3 separate regions of the Homo sapiens genome follow, and all the other regions are linked to region 1. Evidence: chromatin loops called from intact Hi-C (ENCODE). Cell type or tissue: Panc1. All regions are shown on one strand.

What was found. Hi-C counts contacts between places; a loop is a spot of excess contacts. Peaks named below come from ENCODE experiments on the same cell type or tissue, not always from the same donor. Only the 100,000 strongest peaks of a DNase experiment are listed, where the experiment ranks them.
Region 2: it touches region 1 in a loop (4-fold over the local background); 19 of 110 quality-filtered maps call a loop at or near these places.
Region 3: a loop joins it to region 1, with 2.1 times the contacts of the local background. A loop is called at or near these places in 3 of 110 quality-filtered maps.

What each region holds. Positions count from the first base shown.
Region 1 is chr6:124,792,969-124,800,968 of GRCh38, forward strand. The region is part of intron 5 of NKAIN2 (sodium/potassium transporting ATPase interacting 2); the gene reads left to right. Among named protein-coding and RNA genes, the nearest start is that of RNF217, 170 kb to the right of the region's middle. In Panc1, CTCF peaks have their summits at 3,104 (motif pointing left) and 6,343 (motif pointing left); a DNase peak (open chromatin) is centred at 3,081; H3K27ac peaks cover 6,204 bases.
Region 2 is chr6:123,774,347-123,782,346 of GRCh38, forward strand. No RefSeq gene overlaps it. Among named protein-coding and RNA genes, the nearest start is that of NKAIN2, 26 kb to the right of the region's middle. In Panc1, CTCF peaks have their summits at 3,400 (motif pointing right) and 3,613; a DNase peak (open chromatin) is centred at 3,335; H3K27ac peaks cover 4,361 bases.
Region 3 is chr6:124,330,329-124,338,328 of GRCh38, forward strand. The region is part of intron 2 of NKAIN2 (sodium/potassium transporting ATPase interacting 2); the gene reads left to right. Among named protein-coding and RNA genes, the nearest start is that of NKAIN2, 530 kb to the left of the region's middle. In Panc1, a CTCF peak has its summit at 4,227; no DNase peak of the experiment used is centred here; H3K27ac peaks cover 1,716 bases.

The sequences.
Region 1 (8,000 bases):
ACATTAGCATCATTATAAAGAAGAGACTCAAGAGGGGGAAAGATTAGGGAAAAGAGAACTAGTTAAGACACCATGAAAGTGAGACATGAGATAATGTGAATCTGGACAAGGATCAGTATTGGAGATAGAGAGGATAGATGTGCCATGAGACATGCCGAAATGACATGATTAGTGGGCAATGGTGGGTACTGTGATAAGGGAAAAAGAGGAGACTGTTAGATTACTGGGTATCTGATGCAAGTGAATGGGTAGATGGAATTGCCACTTGCGAAGAAAAATGGGAATAAGATCACTAGTTCAGTTTGCACAGGTTGAGTTTGAGGTACCTAGCGCCTATACAAGAGAAGACATCCAGTAAGCACTTGTCTTATACAGAAAAGATTTATTCAAAGATTAGGAAAGGCAAAATATATACGGATTTTAAAATGTGTGGACCAAACAAACTATGTAAGTTCATTGAGATATTACCATTCAGTGTCTGTGTGCCAAATCCCTGATGAAGGGGAAGTCCCCAGTTGATTTTCATATGGAAGTTGGGCTTTCTCTGGGCTATGTTGTTTGATTTCATTTCACAATGATACCAGTGCATTTTTATCTTCAGACAATACTTACTGACATACCATGTCTCCTACATGCATAATCAGTATTTTAGCAGAATAGCACCTCTCAAAGGAAATCTCAGAAATGCTAGTTCCACAAGACATACTGCTCAAAAAAAAAAAAAAAAAGATTCCAAAGCCAAGTAAGTTTGACACTGAAAATTTAGAATGCACATTTATATATTAACATTTCTGAGAGTACTGCCAGAAAAAAGTATGTCCTTTTTTTTGTTTTCTAACCCACAGTTTTGTTTTAATCACATTACCTTGAGGCCAGATACAGATCAAAGAGAAAAACCAGAAAGAGTTCTAAGGCTTGATTATATCCACAGTTCCCCGGGGAGAATACCACATGCCCCACATGGGAAGGAGTGGGGTCAGCCATGAGGCAGAGAGAGAGTGGAACCTTTAGTTCAAATCCTACAAGAAGAAATGGATGAGGCAGGGTAGGAAGGCTTATTAGGATAGGTTAGCTATGTTGCAAAGTTGCGCCCCATGAAATTCATGTTCACTGTGACTATTAATGCATAGGTTTAGAGCTATCTAAAATCTCCACATGCTTTTTGGGGATGAGCCAGGGCTTACTTGGAAACAGCTAGTGGTCATTTTGTAGATGTTAAAGCATCAATTTATAGAAATTAAAAGTATGGTTAATGCAAGTCTCCCAAAATATTTGAACACAAGACTCCTGTTTTCCATCAACCCCTGCCCCTCTCCGACCTGGACACCTCCAGAAAAAAGCACTTGATATTCTGGAGAATTCTTCTAAGGGAATTCTGCCCTAAATCAAGTTTTGGCCAAAGCAATGTAAATTCAAGGCGATTCAAAGTCACCAATATCTGTTGAAAGATCAAGTTATCTCTCAATCATCTAATAAGCCTTTTTCCCCTGAAAGACTCCAAAAAATAACATATATGTTTTTATGTGTATCTTGACCACACACCACATCTGCCTTTATTAATCCAAAACACAAGCAGACTTCTCAAAGACACGTTTTATCATGTTAGTCTTATTGCTCAGTGCGCAAAATATGAACCCTTCTAAATTTTTATACACAAGTAGACTGACGCTTGCCTCAGATGTTCATGGGACTAGTAAACAGGTGGGAGGAGATGTTCATTTGGGCTCGCTGTCTGTCCAGTTGTCTTTGGTGACTTTCAGTTAGGTTCATTTACTTGTAGTCATTCACACCTAGACAGTTATGAGTATCTTTTGGTTACAATGCTTTGGGTTGATATTCTCTGTATGTAATCACTTTCCTGATGTTTATCCTCAGACGATGCCTGGACATATGACTTCCGATCCATAGAGTAAAAAAGGTTTGACATTTCTGTATCATTTTGGTAATTATATTACAAAAAATTATCCTGATCCTTAAAAAGTTGGGTGAAAGGTTAAAATAAAACCACTCTCAAGCAAACCCTGAAACATGGGAGGGATTTAATGTACATGTAAACACTGAGAGGGTCTCTATGTGCCTATTTTTGCCCACTGTGGATTTGCAATAATGCATCATTATTTGCAGTGAAACATAGTGGCAGGAGTAGGTGCTAGCTACCTGCTTGCCAAATTGGTTAAGTTTCCATTACTAAGAGCCTTATGAGGAACAGCGGACAGTTTTGGCTCTGTAGCTTGTGCTTAGAATGGCTGTGGAGATAAGGGCCCAATGATGGCAACTGGACAAAATGTTCTTTAAGTCAACATGAAGCTGATCAGTTATGTGCTCAGTTCTGATACCTCAGCTTCACAGCAACAGGTGTATCCAGGAAACTTCAGAGGAAAGAGGCAGAAACCTCCAGGAAGCAATGGAGAGGGTTTGAGCTCAATGAGCAAAGACTCAAGCCTAGACCCAATGAAATACCAATAAATCATCATTGAAACAGAGAGTTAGGCTCATGAACATCAAATGCCTGAGAACTTTTTTCCCTTATGTATCCTTTTAAGCAGTATCTCATTACTCTTCTAGGGCCCAGTTTGATTGATATTTATAGAGATACTGTTTTAGTTCCTTTGGGGTACTATAGCAACATATTATAAGTAAGGTGGCTTATAAATGACAGAAATTTATTTCTCACAGTTTTGGGGGCTGGAAAGTCCATCAAGGTACCGGCAGATATGGCTTCTAGTGAGGGCTGGTTTCCTTGCTCATAGGTGATACCTTCTTGCTGTAGCCTCACATGTGGAAAAGAGGCAAGGCAGCCTTCCGGGGCCTCTTTTAGAAGGTCACTAATCCCATTTCTGAGGGCTCCACTGTCATGACATAACCACCTCCTACAGGCCCTACCTCCTTACACCATTACATTGGTGATTATGTTTCAAAATATGAATTGGGGAGGGACACTAACATTTACATCATAGCAGACACTATATTGCAAGGGTTTCTGTTTTTTTCCATTGAAAAAAATCTGGACCTTGAAGTTTACATCTCTGACCCTTTAGTTATCTAAGCCAGAGCCACAGTTTGGCAGGCCAGCTGGTTGTGCAGACTCACAGGGTGCCACTGCCATCTGCTGTACCTACCAGGGGATGACAGCAACCCTCAGAGCAGAGATCCCAAATTAGATGTGACACTCCTTCCCCCATGAATTAGTTAGCTAGGGATGCCATAAAAACATACCACAGACATAGTGGCTTAAACAACAGAAATTTGCTCTCCAAAATCTAGGTGTTAGAAACCTCAGGTTTGGTTTATCCTGAGGCCTCTGTCTTTGCCTTGTAGACGGCACTTTCTGTTGGATTAGGGCCCTATCCTTATGACCCCATTTAACCTTCATTACCTCTTCAAAGGGCCAATTTCCAAATATAGTCAGGCATATTAGGAGTTAGGCCTTCAACATATGAATTTGAGGGGGATCACAATTCAGTCCACATCCAAATACACACACACGCACACACACTCCACGTGTGTCCTGGACACTTGAAAATATCTGTGGGGCACAGATTGAGGATAGATGCAGCTCACTGGCCCATCAGATGCCTGTGGGTAAGAGGCTTCAGGGCTGTATTGCTGCCAGGCCAGCTCCATACTCACTGCCACCAGGCAGGAATTCCCGCTCAAGATCTCCTGCTGTGGTGTGATCTGCCTCTAGATGAGTAGCTTCTCACCAGGATAAAAGCTGAGGTCCCTGCTCTAGAGGATGTGGCTTGACCTTAGAACCCTATTTGAGTGGGCCACCTTAACAACATACTTTCATATATTTGTTCATGAAAAGGCAGTGATACATCTTGGGAGAAAAGGCTTTCTCCAGGAAAGCAGGCATCTCGCTGTGCTGTCTTTGTGGCAGGGCTCTCTGCTGTCTCATCTGTCACCAGCCATGCAGAGCTTTCCTTATGGCCTCCCGTCTTCTATTCCCCTCTACTTGTTCTCTTTTACACTATTCTGTAAAGAAAGAAAATGTTTGGAGATTCCTGGTCGGGTGTGCCTTTTATTATAAATGTGGCTCTTCTGTCTCACTTCATCCTCGGTTTTTCCCCACTGCAGTTGGATGTCCACTCACAGTGATAGAATCAGGAACTGTCCTCAGTGCTTTATTAGCACTGTTCGATGTGGCAATTAAAAGGAAGCCATGCAGCCACAGAAAATATTGCTAATCCATGTTAGCAAAAAAAAAAAAAAAAAAAAAAATCATCATGACTTCTCAATTTTTATTACTTCTCAATTTTTATTATGTATTCTTGTAAATCACTGGCTTAATAGTTAAACTAAAACTAAATGTTGGTCCTCTAGCAAATGGGTTCATTTTACTAAGTAGTCATTTTCTTTGCTAAAAGAGATTCAATGTATTTGCAAATGTTGTTTAATGATGAAATCATCTGGAGAGAGACATGGAATATCATTTAAAAAATAATATCCTAAGGGACTTATTTTGAAATCAATGCAGAAAAATGAATTCAAGATGCTTAAACTTGGAGTTAGACACATGCACATTTACACCAACCAAGCACAAATGCATCAAAACCTGTCCTGAATTCCTCAAAATCAACTGGCCTTGGGATAAAAGTCACAATCAATTTATTGAATCTTTCATTTGAAAAGAAAACCACAGGAAATTATTCACTTCTCTGGGGCTAATAATTTTCTGTTATTTTTGTTTGATTTTTCTTCTAAAGCCTGCTGGCCTACACTTCTGTGTATTGAATTCCATTCTGTATGTTTTTATCATTTCTCCAGTTTGTCAGGATCATTGGATTTGAATGCAGTTCTTTGAGCACAATCGCGTACTCTCAACCATGGGGGAGGGTAGACATGGGAGCAGGGAAAACTATTTCCCCTTGAAAAAAATATTTGTTTCTTCCTGTCTATAAAGGAATGCAGAAAGCATAGACAATACAGATAAATAAAAAAAGGAAAATTAAAATAACCCCATAATTCTGAGTTCTGATACTCAGTTCAAATTTTGGTATATTATGTGCCTGCCTGCCTGCCTGCCTTCTTACCTTCCTTCCTTCCTTCCTTCCTCCCCTCTTCTTTTCTTCCTTTCTTCTTATCTATCTATTATCTATCTATCTATCTATCTATCTATCTATCTATCTATCTATCATCTAACTGCATTCCTCCCATCTGATTGTTAGGGCCATATCATACATTCTGTTTGGTAGTCTGAGCTTTCTTTCACGTTTATAAATCACTCTTCAAACATAATCTAAGAGGAGACAATTAGAAGTTCAGAAAAGGTGCCAAGTTCTTGGGTGCCAGGTTGACAGGGAGAATTGTGAGAAGAATATGTTTATTTTACTTATCTGGCATCATACTGAAGCAATCAAGTAAAATGTAACATAATCTTAGTATCTTACTAATTTATCTTCTCTTTATAACATTTGTCTTATGAATTTGATGGTGACTGACTGAAAAAATTTTGTCCATATCTGCCAGTTTCCCACTAAACCAAAACTTGGTATTTATTTTGTTATCTCTGAACAGGATCACAAAGCCTGAAGACCCAGGCTTTGCACGCCACTAATCTCTCACTATGCCTACAGAATCCTAGTGGGGCCAAGGTGAAAAAGGTGTCATCTTTCACCTTTCCTTCCCATTCCCCCCTCTGCCCAAAGCACAGAAGTTACTGCATTTATTTAATTTAATATCGATTTGTTCTGCTTATGATTTGTTTTGAACTATGAGTTGTACTGGGTTAAAAATGATGGAAACCTGCCTACTGCTCTATTTCAGCACTTTAATTTTATAGGCCCAGAAAGATTAAATGACTTGCCCAAAGCCACTAGCTCATTCATGACCTTCCGACATTCAAATACAGTACACACTGATTCACTCAGGATGGAAGAATAGTAGGAGACACCATCAAGATCCACCCCTGTCTTGTTCCCTGCTGTATCCTTAGCATCTACCAAATCCCCAACCTAGAAGAGGACTCAGGAAGTATTTGCAAAATAAATGAATGAATCAATTGGATCTCCACAAACATTCCTTGACCTTTATGGAAACTGCCAAGGAAATATGACATCTCCTCAGAATTCAATGTATTCAGAGTAAATGAATAAGTAATTTGAATAAAGCACCTGTCATTTTCTAAACAAGAGTAAGAAAGACATGCTGCCATGTATAAAACTAAGTGATCAACACCTGAGACAGATGCTACATGCGAATTTTCCTCCTGTCAATCAAATTCAAGTTCCTATTAGTGACCACAGCATTCTCCAACAGTGTTACATGTAATAATTTTCACATAATCTCCCCAGATTGGTGAGCAATGGTTTGTTTTTCAGCCTTCTATTAAATTGCTCCCTCTTGTGATCATCTAACAGAAAACACATAAGCTATATTTTTAAATTTGGATGTTCAGGTCAAAACTGAGTCTGATTCTTCAACATTCACTTCTTATTTTCTTTCTTTTCTAATAATATCGCCTCCATTATTCTATATTGCTTTTCACTCATACACATACACACACACACATACTATGTTCATCGTTAAATAAATCTGATATTTCCAAGTCAAGAATATGAGGGGAAAGAAGCTGATTCATTCTCTCTCCTCTGTTAATTAAGAACAATCAGAGCTTTGTTTCTACAACACAATATAGAGGTAACACTATTCAGATAAGCAAAGGAGGGCCTTTAACTGGGGTGTAACAAAAGAGGTATTTTTTATGCAAAGAATATTTCTGGCAGGGTAAGTTGAAGTTATCCAGCAGATGAAGAATACTGATGTTGTTTTAATAGCCTTAATAAGAAAGAAACCATGTGACTTGAAGGAGGAGAAAGTAGTGACATTTACAGAAATGAATAAACAAAAACCTTGATTTTGCTGACTCTGCTTCTTCCAGTGGTGCAGACCCCCACAGCCTACCAGCAGTGGGTGTCCTGGACTAGCTACCTCACCATCTCTCTCTACCTTCTCATGGATAATGGCATGAGAAAGAAAGCATTCAAGTAGCAGAAAAGTGGGGTGATTTTTGCAGCAGAATGTTGACATACACACTCACAAAATAAAATCACTGGGATTCTTTAGTCCCATCTCCAAACAACAAATGAGAGCAAGACAAAACGCTGGCACAGGAAAATGAAGTCTCTTTAAAAGCCCTCCAAATCAGAGACATGCTGAGAAGATGACATTCAAAGTTAGTCTCTTGACGAATGATGCTGGCCGGTGCCCACTTCCTTATGCCCGGTTCTGCTTTAGTTTTAGAAGTGGCATCTCATAGAAACAGAAGGCTGTGTTCAGAGGTCTCCTTCTTAACAGCAGGAGGGCTAAGAAACACTAGATCTCTAAGGATGGCCACCAGGTTTGCGGAATGAAAACATCTGAGCAAAGCAGCCTACACCTAGCTACTGAAAGAGAGCCTTGGAAATAAGTGAGCTGGAGGCAAACCCTCAATCCTGTGTGACATTTAAATGAGGCTGCTCTGGCAGAAGATACTCACGGAGGCCTCCGCTATGACTGGTTGGCGTTGTGTGGCAGGGAGTGAAAGAGAAACAAACTTAAAGCTCACAGGAGGTGCGGTTTGTTTAAATAATAGAAAGTAATTAGGCTGAAGACAAAAATCAGTGATGGCATTTTATAATTACGATTAATTTAAAGTTTAATTTCCTTTGGTGCTAAAATCTTACTTAAAACATTTATCGGGAAAGGAAATTAGGACGTTACTATCAAGAGGCACAGAGTGCTTCTGGGAATCCATGCCTATTATCACTTGAAAATTAGGTTAGGGCCAAAGTGGGAATTTCAATTCATTTTTGAGTATAATAAATGGTGACCAGACCTCAGAGTCAGTGGGGTTGGCAGGGGCAGGCAGTGTAACATTTGCATTTGCTTGTTTGTTTGTTTGTTTATAGGATTAATTGCAAATGTTTTCAGCAAAGAGTGTAGTTTATACATTAACAATCCTGCTACAAAATGAAAATTGGATATGGATTGCTGCCTTTGTAACTAATGAAGCTGAT
Region 2 (8,000 bases), 1.0 Mb before region 1:
TTTTTTTTCCTTTGAAAGTGACATCTCAGAATCTCCCAGACTACTGAACTCCTAAAAACTTCTTTGGTGTGGCAGCCCCCTGATTCTCCATAGGAGGTGAGTCCTGAGTCCATGTCCTCTTATTTGTACTCATTTTAGTCAACCTATCCACATTATCTAACAATCACTTCCCTTCTTGAAAACATTTTTCACTTGTTGTCTGTGAAACTCTTCCCTAGTCTCCTAGTTACTGTTCATTCCTTACCACTCTCATTTGTCTACTCCTCCTCATATACCTGACCTCTAATCATTGCAAAGACCAGGGCTCTTCTCTCAAAACTCTTTTCTATCTCTTCTTTATTCCCAGATGATCTCCAAATGCAAGAATTTAAACATCATCACTAATCTGTTAATTCACACATTAAAAAAAAATTTTTTTGGCAATTCTCCCCTAAATTTCAACCTTAAACATCCAATTGCCTATTCAATATTTCCATCTGAATATTTAAAAGACACCTCAAATTCTAAATATTCAAAACACAACTCTTAATTCCTTTCCTCTCTGTTTCCACCTTCTCGGGGGGAAAAAACCTCTCCTTTTCCGTAAGTCTATCCCATCTGCACAAAAAGCATCTTTTTTTTCCAGTTGCTGAAAAATCTTTGAGTTATCCTTGAACCCTCTTTTCTTTCACATTCCACATCTAATCCATTACAAATTTATTTCAATTCTTACTTTGAATCCTATCTGATATATGAATCTGTTTCCCCACATTGACCATTAACATCCTGGCCAAATCACCATCACTTCTTGTCTGGATTGTTGTAAAACTTCCTAATTGATCGCATCTCTTTCTTTCCCTTTGCAGTCCATTACGCATGCCAAAGCCAGAGTGAGCCTTTTACAATATGAGCCAGATCATGTTCCTTTTCAGATCAATTCTTAAATGGTTTTTTTTGTATTTGGATCAGGCCTTACGTGACTTGGTGTCTTACTGTTTCTCTGAGCTCATCTCCAAACACTCCCCTCCTCATTCACTCTGCTCTAGCTGTGGAATTTTTTGCACACGGCAAGTCCGCTTCCACTGAAGGCTCTTTACAGCTGCTGCAGCTCTGTCTGAAATGTTTTCCCTTAAAACTTTTGAAGCCTTTTTAAATGTTCATTTATAAGACCTGCCTTTCCCAGCCCCTTATGTAAAATAACACTCCATCACTTTTTATCTTCCTTATCCTAATTTATTTCTCTTGCTAATGTTTATTGCCACTTACGTACATTTATTTATTTTCCTCCTTCCTTTGTTTCTTATTTCTTATTTGTTTTTTGTTTCTCACTTCTAGAATGTAAAATCTATAAAAGAACAGATTTTGTGTATTCTGTTTACTATAGAATTATTGTGCCAAAACCAGTACCTAGCATATAAGAAGTTAATACACATTTGTTGAATACATGAATAAAAATTATTCTGTGATTCTTAAAATAGTGAACTAAACTTAAACTTTCTATCAGGCATAGAAATAAAATGTTCAAAATTTTATGTAGGTATATTTTTATTGTTATGTCTTTTTATTTTAGAGTACTTTACATATTTGGATTTTATTATTTCTTATATTTTAAGTATCAAGAAAAGAATTAGATAAGGGCATTAAGTATTATGCCTCACAGATTGTTTGTTTGTTTTGCTATGTAATCCTCTATGTATGTAGCAAATAAATACGATATCAAACTTGTACCTAATTATGACAAGAAGCTTTTCTAAATAACTGGGATTTTGGACTAGGGAATTTCGTCATTGCTGATATTTTCAAAACACATTTCCCACAGAACAAGTAGGTATGTATAATATATTTGCAAGGATCACCTATACTACTTAACTGGTGCTTCCCTGGACTAGGGAGAGAACAAAGGAAAACAGTAAAGAAACTGATAAAGTGTTAGCTTTCTTTTTAGTAGAAGAAAAGATGGAGAAAATAATGAACTATACATATGTCTTAATTAAAATTAAGAAAGCAGAAATATAGATGAGAAGTAAAAATAAAGAATAACAGATTCATTAAAAATCATTAAGCTTGGAACACTAAGCTCTTACTATGTGGCACAAACTTGTGAAATGGTTTACATAGTATTTTCTTATTTAATCCTCATGATACCTCCATGAGCTAGATTCTGTTACCCTCTCCCATTTCGAAGATGGGTTCTCTAAGAGAAGACAGTGACTAAACCAAGGACAGATAAATGTTGAAGTCAGGATTACAAACTAGGTTTTCTGACTCCAGAATCATGTTTTTTACTGCTGAGCTAGAGTTTACAGCATAATTCTGACAGAAGACTGCAAGCAGCAGTTGTCATCTACTAAATATCATGTTACCTCGAAGATCCGAGGTAACCTATTTATCCTTAATTGTTCATTCTCTAGCTAAGGTCTTACTAGTGAAGTTAGGTCCTTACCTGTGATCTAACTGCAGCACTGCTTTGAAATTAATGATAAAGGACACCACCCTTGATTTTAAAGAAAAGAGAGCTGGAAGTTATTTTATTTTCAATACTCTGTAACACAGTAGTCCCTCCGTATCTGTGGGGGACTGGTTCCAGGACCCTCCTTCTCCCACAGTTACCCAAATTCAGAGATGCTCAAGTCCGTCATATAAAATGGTGTAATATTTACATATAATCTATGCACATCCTCTCATATTCTTTAAGTCATCTCTAGATTATTCCAAATGCCTAATAGGATGTAAATGCTATGCAAATAGCTGTTATACTGGGTTACTTAGAGAATAATTACAAGGAAAAAAGTCTGTACATGTTCAGTCCAGACATAACCATCCTTTTTTCTGAATATTTCTTGATCTGTGGTTGGTTGAATCCACAGATGTGGAACCTACAAATATAGAGGCTTGAATGTGTGTTTAAAACTGTTGTTATTCTAGCTAATGATGTAGTAAAATAGTTTTAAACAAATGCTTGTGCGAAAGTCCAGAATGTTACAGCTCAGACTGGTTAAGGGAACTATTCAGACTGAAGAGAAAAACAGCCAAATCCTGAAGTCAGAAACAGGTGGATAATGAAGCACCACTGTAATCTGTTCTTACATTTCCATTTAGGCATTTATTTTTTAACTTGGGCAGGGAAGATGAGACAGAATTCAAAAAGCACTTGGAGAGTTTCTTCAATGAGCAAAGAGTAGCACTGAATGCTTTGGGTAATACAAGGAGGTAAGATTTGATACTTGGCCCTCAGATATCTTATTCCATAATGTTAACCTTTGACCAATCTAACCTTACAAACATACACAGATTTGAGCAGTCACCTTAAAAAAGAAAGTATGTTGTGTGGCACAGGCAGCTCCAATCATTTACTCTGACATGTCTTGATGTATAGCATAGACATTTTTTTGTTGTTCTTAGTTTAATAGTTTCAGGCATAAAGCATTAGCCACATGAGGTCACTGTTGTTCATGCATGAATTATAACTATAATATAGTTATAAGCATAAATCTTGATTCTCCTGGTTGAGTTGTCTTACGATCCATGCGATGAATATGTAACATGTATGTGGAGGAGTGGAGACAAGGTATTCCATCGGGCATACTTGAGGAATTAAGAATTCATTTAACCTAGATACACTCCTTTAACATTTTAGGATGTATTTTATGGCTAAATCAGCAATTGCTTTTAATAAATCCAGAATTAAAATTTTTAAACTATTTCAATTACAGGAAAAAAAAATCTAATAATGTATACAAAAGATAACTTTGTCCTTAGAGTAATTCTGAAATTATCCACATGTGAGACTGAATCATTCAGGCTTCACTGGTGGTTTAATTTAATTTAATCTATATTTTTGGGGAGACAGGGGGCTTCCTATGTTTCCAGGCTGGACTTGAACTCTTGGGCTCAAGTGATCCTCATGCCTCAGTCTCTCAAGTAGCTGTGACTACATTTGCCTACACTGCATCTGGGGTTTCACTGGTGATGCTAAGAAGCATGCTAAGTTTCATAGTCTTATATCTAGTCAATTATCATGGAATATCTTTAGCAATATAAGAAATAAATTATTTACATTTAGATAGCTTTATTTTAAATCCATGGGGTCAGGACACTGTGGAAAAATAAGAGTTGCTGGCATAAACTGCTACTTCTCACAGCCAGAGGTCCCTTTTGAATTAAGGCACTTCGGAGTTATTAAATTAAACAATGGACAAATAAATACTAGGCTTTCCAAACAATGGAATATCCTGGATATAGTGTTTATGAACCAGAGGACATTATAATTGTGTGTGTGTGTGTGTGTGTGTGTGTGTGTGTGTGTCTGTCTGTCTGTCGGTCTGTCTGTGTGTCTGTGTCTGTCTGTCTGTCGGTCTGTCTGTCTGTGTGTGTGTATGGTCTTGTCTTGTGCTCCCACCGTGCCACCAAAACTGGTTTCGTCAAAGTCACTAACAACCTCTATATTAAGTCCAATGGACACTGCTTGGTCTTCTTTTTACTGGATCTCTCAATAACATTGAATAGAACTGACCACTCCCTTTTTCTTGAAATTTTCTCTTCTTCTGCCTTCTATAAGGCCATCCTCTTCTATTTTTTTTTTTTTTTAATTTCAAGCTTTTTAAGCTGTTTCTCTTAGATACTCAACCCCTAAATATTGGCATTCCTTAGTTCTCTCTTGAACCCAGTCTTCATCTCTATCCCCCCAAGTGACCTTATTCATTTTTATTTTTAAAAATACCATCTGTATGCTGATGACTACCTAATTTATATCGGCAGCCCCAGTTCCTTTTCAGCTCCAGACTAGCATATCCAATCTGCCTAGTTAACACTTCCATATGAGTGTCACCCAGACATTGCACCTCAGCACCTAGTACATTCCTGACAAATGGTAGAAGTTTAATGGATCTTTCTTGAGTGGATGAGTTTGCAGGTGTGCATGTACATCATGTCTGTACCAGCTCCTATATGATTTATTTGTATTGAGGTCACACTGGATCACTTGTGTATTAAGACTTTGAGAGGAAATATATGAAATAAAATTATAGCATATGTGGAAGAAGATGTCCCTTATACTCTTTGCTATGTCAGTATTTCTTAAAGATATTTGGTAAATCACATAAAACATGTTATTTTATCATACAACATATGGAAAGTCATAGGAAATGATTATTGAATTTTTTCCTACACTTAGTCACTATTTTACATTTCTGGCCAAATTTTCTAACATCTCTTTCCAACTCTGTTTTCTCAGCTGCCCTCTTAAGCTCTACTGGGAAAGTGTCTTTTATTCCATATACTTTCCAACATTAATGAGAAAAGAATAAATATTGTGATAGCCTCAGTAAGATGATTGCATTCTTATCATAAATATTTCTATTGAATATTGGACATATAATTATTTTTAAGGATTTTTTAAACAACAAACTTGCCAACTTCATTTAGTGGAAACATGACAGATGGGATCTTCATGAAGGTTAGATTATCTAAAGAAAAAAAAATTTATGAATAAGAATATCGTCCAACATTTTAATATTAGTATCTTCTGAGATAAAAGTGATAGCCATGTTAAATAGAATAATGAGACTAAAGGCTAGTGGTTCTTCAGAATGTTTTCAAAGTTAGAGAGGCTGCCCCCCTATTCATTTCTCTTTTTATGATTAGTAGGCTAATTAACTTTGAAAAGCTACTTTTGTTAAACCCTTATTAAGCTAGGATTATGTCTTCTGATTGTCTCTTCTATGGGACCAGAGATAAGTAATGAAAAAAATATACTAACTTCAGATTTTGTTAAAGTTTCTAACCTAGTGAGTTCATTCTGGCTGCTTAATTCCAAGGCTTACTTCAGTCACTGACTTTTCCACTTCTGGTTATTGTAAATTATGAAATGTTGAGATTCTTATCCCTTGCTAGTCCTCCATAAGGCTCGGTTCAAGCCTGTTTCTATTTATAAGCTCTAAACATTAAATTTTCATTGAATGGAACATATGTTTTTAATTTCAGGGCATTTGACTGCATATAAATACTTGGAAGACTGATTGACACTTCTTAAAGTTAAAAATTATATGAACACCATCTTTGACTACTATTTTGAGTTTCTTATAATGTTTAGAATATTACTGAATATAGAGTGAACAATAACATGTAATAAATCTTTTTTGATTTGGAAAACAACTTATTCTTTTCCCCTTTTGGTAACAAATATACTCTTATGAAGAGCAACATTTTTCACCCATCCAACCAGTGTCATAAATGAGAGACTCAACATAGAACCTGAAATCACAAGGAACAGCCATCTTCATGGATATTTTTTTCATTAGTCTGAGAAATTATTGCTAAACTGTTGACAGCCAATTAAAAACATTATGAGATAGCAAACTTAGAGTCTTCAGAAACTATTGAGTATTAAGACTGGCGTATGTAAGTCTGTTTGTGTGCCTGTGTGTGCATGTATTTGTGTGTAGATGCTGGGTATGTAGGTCTGAAATTGCCTGTTTTGATACATATGCATGTCTATTCATTGCAGGTAGGAGAAATAAGCAAATGATTTTCCAACAGAGGTATTTTCTATCCCTATGATTTCTTTCATTATGTAGGTGGTATACATACACCAATGTGAGAAAGTTTAGTGAATAAATGAATGAACAAATTCAAAACTGAGCTTCGAGGCATGGGTTGAACTCCAAGAGATGGAAATGAGGAGTAAGCAGAAGGACCCCTGTGTGATAGTTGTGCTCTTGTTACCTCAGGGGCCTTGGTTTCTCCTCTTTAAAAGAGGAAACATGTAGGATTTGTGAGTATTTGTATCTACCGGGTATTTATAACCTTTTGGGTCTAAGACTTCTAAATATTGAGTGACCATATAATTTATCAAAAATGAAATCCTCTTGAGAGTTAAAGTGGGGCATTATTAATAATTAACCTAGGATAATAGGCATGAAATAACTTTGCTTTGAATACACTGGGATTGATGGCCAAACTCCCATGATAATCTGATGAAAGCTATTAACACTACGTTTGAAGCCCTTGATAATTATCTGTCTATTATTTTGAGGGGTCCTTCTCCTCCAGAACTTGACTATTCAAATTACAAACTATTCCTTTCTTTGCGGCTTTGAAATCAAGCACACAGGTCCTTTGAATTCCACAGATTTTCTTGTTGATTATACAGGGTATACAAAAGTCACACAGCTAATTAAGGTAACAAATGAAGCCCAGTCTCTTGTTCTAAGAGGCTGGATATTCAAGGTGCCTTCTACACCCTTGATTTTTAGCCCAGTAAGCATGGACTTTAGAATCACACAGACATTAATTCAAAGTCTAGTTTATCACGTACCGTGTGCCTTTGGGCAAATTATTACTCTCTTTAAGTCTCAGTTACTCCATCTATAATACAGTGGTATTGAGATGATTAAATTAGATGGGAGTTGTTTAGTGCTTAGGATAATGCTGAACAAATAATATATGTCCATGCGCAGCAATGTTTTATATAATTAATCTCATTAGTTTCCAGCTATTCTCTAACTCATGGCAGCAAAAAACAGGAAATAAAATCTCCAGCCCTGACTTTTTCCCTGCTATCTATACACATATATATCAAGCTCCTTATTTGATATCTAAACTTGGTTGTCTAAAAGACACTACCAACTTATGGAAACAAACAGACCATTTGTAGAAGATAAAGCACAACTTGCTCCTCCAAAAATCTTCCCCATTTCTGGAAAGTGTACCCCTGATGACTCAGGTGATCAGGATAAAAACCTAGGAGTTATTCTTAATCCCTAGAATTGTTACCCTACTCACTTTCTATATGCCATTTGTAAATAAGTCCTGTTGGCTCTAGCTCCCTGGACTTCTCAAATCTGACCATTCCTTCTCTATAAGGACAGCTCTAAACAAACAATTATTTCATGTCTGAACCACTACAATTGAGCCTTATCTACTTTCTCTGCAATCCTTTAAGTCAAAACAGCTAAAGACAATTTAAAAACTTGATTGATTCAGATCGCATTCATTCCTAACTTTGAATATTCCAATATGTT
Region 3 (8,000 bases), 460 kb before region 1:
ATTTATTAGAGTGTGTTTCCAGGAACAATTGTAATGGAATGAGAGAAGCATGACTGGTCAGAAGGAAAAGATTTGCTGCAATTCAGTAGCAATAGAAGCTGATCCCATGTAGAGCACTGAAGCTGGGCTAGTCTTTCATGAATGTCCAGAATTGAGACAAGGACCTGGTAGCCTTGTACCTCCACATCAACCAGTCATGACATGAAGGCTGCACCTGAAGGAGTGCATAACCATGAGACACCTTACTTTGGCTAAGGGTAATTCCTGAGCAAGAACTTGACTGTGAGCTGTCAACAAATAATATTTCCAGCAGCTGGAGGAATAATTAGCATCTCAGTCCTAAAGGAACACATGGGATGTTCCCTTACAGTAGAGGTCCCCAACCCCGGGGCTATGGACTGGTACTGGTCTGTGGCTTGTTAGAAATTGGGCCACACAGCAACAGGTGAACGGCAGGCAAGAGAACATTACTGCCTGAGTTCCTGAGCTCTGCCTCCTGTCAGATCAGCAGTAGCATTAGATTCTCACAGGAGCGCCAACCCTATTGTGAATTGTGCATGCAAGAGATCTAGGTTGCGTGCTCCTTATGAGAATCTAAGTAATGGCTGATGATCTGAGGCGGAACAGTTTCATCCCGAAACCATCCCCACACCCATCTGTCCATGGAAAAATTATCTTCCACGAAATTGGTCCCTGGTGCCAAAAAGGTTGGGACCGCTGCCCTACAGCATCTACTACAATCTGAGTTCTAGAATGCGTTAATTGAATTATGCTTCTTTCAAGTACATATTTGGCACCCCAAAGTTTTATAGGAAAGATAAGTTTGTACTGAAATAAACTGATGATACTTTTTTTCAATTTAGAGTTAGGATCTACTGTAAAACAAAAATCGGCCGGGCACAGTGGCTCACGCCTATAATCCCAGCACTTTGGGAGGATGAGGCAGGCGTATCACGAGGTCAGGAGATCGAGACCATCCTGGCTAACACGGTGAAACCCTGTCTCTACTAAATATACAAAAAAAAAAAAAAAAAAAAAAAAAAAAAAAAAACTAGCTGGGCGTGGTGGCGGATGCCTGTAGTCCCAACTACACGGGAGGCCGAGGCAGGAGAATGGCGTGAACCTGCGAGGCAGACCTTGCAGTGAGCCAAGATCATGCCACTGCACTCCAGCCTGGGTGACAGAGCGAGACTCCGTCTCAAAAAAAAAAAAAAAAAAAAAATCATTTCCCTGTGAAGATGACACTATTAAAGTACCAATAATAAATAGGGCTCAGGATTTTACAAGTTGTTTGGCTGAATTTTCATCATTCCTCACATTTGCTTACCTTGTAACACCTTGTGGCCCTGCATTTGCAAGATGTGTCTCTGCTGAGACTTACGTTCTATAGACAAAGAGCAGGAAAAACACTAAGAAGCCTCATACATAGAAATTCAATCCAAAACCATGACCTCATTAGTAGAGTATTCTAAATACCTGTGCATAGAATTATGAATTTGATAAAGATACAATGGTTATTTCTGGAGCCAAATGATAAAACTTGATTTTTATGCTGATTTAGACAAAACTCAATTTTACCCTTGAGTAGGAGAAAACATTTTTCAGAGGAAGATAGTTTTTAAACTTTTCAGCATTGAATCATATGTTTAAGCTGTGAATTAGTAAATTTGGCCCTAGGGTGATTTAAAAAACTAAACAATCTAAAGATTGGAAGAAGCTAATATATATAGTTTTAAAGACAAAATGGATAAGGATATAGGCTTACCTTCTGAATCAAGGCCTTAGTTTTTAAGTGCAAACTTTGAACTGCAAATAAAATACCTGTCAACGAAGTATGTTCTTGAAAATCCACTTGGCATTTTTCTCAAGTTCATGCATATATATGTGTGTGTGTGTATATACACACACACACACACACAGAGAGAGAGAGAGAGAAAGAGAAAGAGAGAGAGTGTATATATTCTTCATGGATAGTGAAACATAACTATCCATTGTTGGTGCTTGCAGAGCACTCTTACTTGGCCTTCTTTCATCTTTTGGAATGATTACTACACACGACACTCTAATTCAAAGAGTATTTTAGTACTAAATGTTTATTTAAATTTGTACATTTTTGGCATTATTTTAACATATCCTCTAAGGCCCTATCTACTGACACCCTATCTACTGAATTTGATCAACACATTTGATCAAGTAGCATAAGTCTTGCAAATAATGTGTCTACTTGATGGCCATTAGAGGGCCTTATTTTTTTTTCTCATGATATATTCGTTAAGAAATTATAACTACACCCTTTATTAAAGAATTCTTGTATAATGATACAAAAAGTAATCCCAGTGCTGATACTTTTGTTTGATGTCACTCTACAATCATTATTTCCAATAAAAATGATTGACTGTCTAAGTGGCTGACATAAGGAATGAGACATTCTGTTTGTTGCTATCACCACTGTTGGACTTGCCCATGGGCACTGCAGCTAAGACTTGTTATATGAGAAAAGTATACTTCTCCAGAAAAAAATAACAATAAAATCCCTTTGCACTCATCCAGGAATGTTAGTTTCAAAAGTAGATAGAACTAGAAATATCAGTAGATTTCAGATTATACAGGTAGGTTCACAATGGAGTTAAGACTTAAACTCAGGTCTCCAAACTTCTATATATGTCTTCCTATTAAATAACTAATTTAAATAAATATTATTAACAATTGAATTCTAGAAATCTGCCTAGAAAAATTAATATATTTAAATGTCTCAGGATTCAAAAGAAAATGCATATACCAAAAGTCAGTGTGAAAGATTCTATTAAATCCAGTCCACTCAATATAGAATATATGTATAGCACTTGGCCCTCGTGGCAAATTACTTGACACTAATAAATCTTTTCTTTTTAATCAAAAACCTCAATATTAACATATTCATTTCCTGTTGCTAAATAACAAAGTACCACAAACCCAGAGGCTTAAATTAACAACCATTTACTATCTCACAGTTCTAGGGGCCATCATTCTGCCTACCACACTTAAAATAGGGAATAAAAAATAAATGAACTTAGGCTGGGTGCAGTGTCTCATGCCTGTAATCACAAACTGGGAAGCCAAAGCGGGGGGATCACCTGAGGTCAGGAGTTGGAGACCAGCCTGGCCAACATGATGAAAACCAATCTCTACTAAAAATACAAAAATTAGCTGGGCGTGGTGGTGGGTGCTGGTAATCCCAGCTACTCAGGAGGCTGAGGCAGAAGAATCACTTGAACCTGGGAGGCGGAGGTTGCAGTGAGCTGAGATCACACCACTGCACTCCGGCCTAGGTGACAGAGTGAGACTCAGTCTCTAAATAAATAAATAAATAAATAAATACATAAATAAATAAAATAAACTTAAGAAAAATGCCAAGCAGATTTTCAAGAACACACTTTGTTGGTATTTTATTTGTAGTTCAAAGCTTGCACTTAAGAACTAAGGCTTTAATTCAGAAGGTAAGCCTATACCTTTATCCTTTTTGTCCTTAAAAGCTAGAAATGAAATCAAAAGGATATTTTATTGGATACTATGACCATATTCAGATTACAAAGTCATAGCCAAAATATGCATAACTTAAAACTGAATTATGCTTTTTGTTAAAGCAAGTACTTTTAACAGTTTTTTATTTTAAATTGACCATTTTAAAAAAAAGTTTTTATATTCCATGATAATTTACTTTAGCTCTTCTGAGAGCAAGCTTTCCTGCTATCCATGTTTCCGTCTTATGTGGTATGCATTTAAATACAGATATTTCATTAATTAAAAGTCTCGATGATTTTAAGTATTTCTCTGTAACACTGAATCAATATTTAGATTTGAGCACATGGTTCTCTCTTCAGGAGATTTTATTTCTCTGCACTTCTCAGTGTACCAGAACCCTTGAGCCCAAAATACCAGTATACTAATGTAATGTTCAATGTATAATATAATGTATACATGTGATAGGTAACATCCAAAGGGTTCTCCTTGCCTGCTCCCCAGACAGAGTCGATTTATCCGGACAGGAGAATAGAGAGTTTAATTCATGCAATGCTGGCTGAACACAAGACTGGAGTTTTGTTATTACTCAAATCAGTCCCTTCGAAAATTTGGAGACTAAGGTTTCTTAAAGAAAGATAATTTGGTGGGTAGGGGGCCAGGGAGTGCAGACTACTGATTGGTCAGGCTGTAGCTGTCATTTGCACTGAGTCAGTCGGTTCCTGGTGGGGGGCACTAGAAGACCAGATAAGCCAGTTTATAGATCTGGGTGGCACCAGCTGATCCAACCAGTGCAGAGTCTGAAAAATACTTCAAACATGAATCTTAGGTTTTATAATACTAATGTTATCTATTAGAGCAATTTGGGAGATTAGTGATCTTGCGGCATCTAGCTGCATGACTCCTCGCCAGAACTTCTAATTTGTGGCTAATTTGTTAATTTTACAAAGGCAGTCTGGTCCCTAGGCAAGAAGGGGGTTTGTTTTGGAAAAGGGCTATTGTCATCTTTATTTCAAAGTTAAACTGTAAAATGAGTTCCTCCCAAAGTTAGTTGAGCCCACGCTCAGGAATGAACAGCTTGGAAGTTAGAAGCAAGATGGAGTCAGTTAGGTCAGATCTTTTTCACTGTCATAACTTTCTCACTGTTATGATTTTTGCAAAGGTGGTTTCACTGAAAATTCACTAGATATAGAAAGAGTGAGCTTTTGCTCTTGACGGTATCCAACCAAGACAGGTATTTAGAAGACAGGTATCACACGAAATATTGGTAAATGCCTATCCTGTCACTTGTGTAGGCAGAAAAAAAATATGCACCCAGTAAAAATTTAGATAGAAATCTTTTTTATATAAAAGCAAATTGGGAAGTTGTATTGTAGCAATTTAAAATGTTTAGAAAAATGTTATGACTCAGCCTACACTTATAATCTAATACCATACAAAAGACTCAAAAGGAATGAGGATTTCTTAATGTGTTTGCCTAAAACAAGATTTTATATATAGAGAGAGATTGATTGACCTGTATCTGTATTTGGATACTTTTAAACCAAACACAATGAACAGATCTTTTTAAGGTTCTACTGATTGATGTCTCATATTTCCCAATTAAGATAATTTACATATTTTAGAAGCTGTTTACATGATTCTTAGAATTGCTTTGAATTTGAAATGAAGGCTGGGGGATAGGACAGCTGAAATGAGATTAAAGCATCTCTGATGAGAGGAAACCACTTATTTTTCCAACTCTAAAAGGGAAGAATAGTAGACTATGCTTATTCAAAAAAATTTACAACTACCACACATCTACCATACCTTAGTAAATGATAATTATATAAATTTTGAAAATATTATTAACTTTCTATTTTTGGGTCTTTAAAAGTTCCTGATTTCCTTATTCTAATATTCTTAACATTCTCTACAATATTTTTTCGTCTTTCTCAAAACACAGATGTATGATATTTCCAATGAGACATCTAATATTACATGTATTTTTCCTCTTTACTGGTTAAGTTGAAACTTGCTGATTGGTTGGAACACACTTTATCTATTTTTTTGTTTGCTTCTTTGTCTTATCTTTCTGTTTTTCATGCCATTCCTCATAGACTAAGATCTAAAATCTAATATTTACTTAGGGAAAACTATGATTGCTAAATTAATTCTCTATTTAGTTGAATTTGTATCATCTTACTGAAGCAAAGGGTTGGGTGTTTCTCTAGAAAACAAGAGACTCATAAAAATATAAAATACCAATAATTCACTTTTACATATTAAAGAAAAGCAAAATGAAACAGAAAAGCAAAATGAAACAGAAAAGCTGTATATAGGTTGTAGTGGCAGATACCTCTATTCTTCTGTTAACAGAATCCTAATTTGCTCCAGGAGTTTAGAGGAACAGCAAAGCTCTCAGGCAGGTCAAATCATCGTGCAGTTCCAAGGGATGCATTACAATTGATTAAGCAGCCATAATCATCCCAAACTTTTTTGCCAGTGGTTTAATTTGGGGTAGGCTTGTTACAAATTTCAGCTAATGAGATGTAAGAAATCTCATGTGTGCCTCTCTAGGAAGAGTTTTCCTTCCTGGAAGAACAGAGTGTTATACAAGGAAAGGAGCTTTTTTCTCCTGCCTAGTGCCTTTCTATGTGTCTAATGTGTTACTTTGTGGGGATTTGAAAGAAAATCCCAGAAGTATAGATCTAGAGCTCTGATAGCATTGAGCCATTTTGTCAACAGTAGCCCATTTCCAGACTTTATATATGAGAAATTTTTTTAAACATAGTATTTAAACCACGTGTAATTTAGTATTTTCTTATGTGTAGCCAAAAGTACTTCTAACTGAAATAGTTTGTTTTTTTTTGTTTGTTTTTTTTTTGAGACGGAGTCTTGCTCTGTCACTAGGCTGGAGTGCAGTGGCTAGATCTTGGCTTACTGCAACCTCTGCCTCCTGGGTTCAAGCAATTCCCCTGCTTCAGCCTCCCAAGTAGCTGGGACTACAGGCATGCACCCCACACCCGGCTAATTTTTTGTATTTTAATAGAGACAGGGTTTCACCATGTTGGCCAGGATGGTCTCGATCTTCTGACATTGTGATCCACCTGCCTCGGCCTCCCAAAGTGCTGGGATTACAGGAGTGAGCCACAGCACCTGGCCTGTTTTTCATTTTTTAATGAATCTTACCAAAGTAATTATGATACTAATAGATTGGAACCCTGCTTTTGTTGATAGTCACTGGAGAGCTGTTAGATCTTAAAAATATATGTGCTTCTAAAATGGGGGAAAATACAAAGCTGCAAAGCTTTAATTCATATTAATCATTTATGATGTACCATCAATAAATTTATTTAAATTTGAAACTTCACTCTCCAAATGAGCATTTGCAATACAAAAAAATACTCGCTGGGTGTGGTGGCTCACGCCTGTAATCCCATCACATTGGGAGGCCAAGATGGGCAGATCCCTTGAGCTTAGGAGTGCGAGACCAGCCTGGATAAGATGGCAAGACCCTGTCTCTACGAAACTACAAAATAATAATAATAATTAGCCAGGCATGGCTGTACACACCTGTAGTCCCAGCTGCTCAACAGGCTGAGGTAAGAGGACCACTCTAGCCTAGGAGTTGGAGGGTGCATTGAGCCGAGATTGCTCCACTGCACTCCAGCCTGGGTAAGGGAGTGAGACCCTGTCTCAAAAAACCAAACCAAATAAAAAAACAACAATAAATAAACTTAAGCACCTAGTTTAGAATTCTGTAAGAGAAATGCAAACCGAGTGATCACTGCCTCCTTGATTTGTCCACATTATCTAAAATTGCTGAGCAATTAATTGGATCAGCCACATGATATTCAGAAGCTCCCTATAGGTGACTATAGAATATACAGACTCCTGGGGAACTCTAGTTACCCTGTTGAGCAGGTTGAGCAGACAGACTATTTTTGATACATTAGCAAGCCTATCTTTTTGAAAAGAAATTGTGTACTATATATGTTTTTCTGAGCAAAACACTTCCCAATAGTCTCACAGGTAATAGTTTACAGATGTGCTGGGATGTTGAGCTCCTCATGAGGAACAAGGGGTGGCTAGAGTCCTTGGGTTAGTCACTTTCAGCTGCTGCAAGCTATCTTTTTTGTTTACATTGGTGTACCTTACGCATAGTATCATTGTCTATGAGTGCTATGAATTTTTTCATGAAGCACAGTAGAAAAACTATAATTAAATATATGGTTAATAATGCTTCTGTTTAAAATTAATTACTTATCACAAGGGGAAAGGACTCAACACTTTTAGCTATCCCAGGATACATCAGTTAATAAGAATCACAGATGCCTTCGAAGTGGTCAAAATGGTCATAAAAATCTAAGAACATAGCTAAAAGTGATGCTCTCCACTCACTTTTCTGGGCCAAATACAGCAGTATTCATTTATAGTGTTAAAATTTGTCAAAAAGTCATAGTGAAGAATATTTGGTATGAAAACTAAAATGACAGATATTAAACAATTAGTAATTTAAA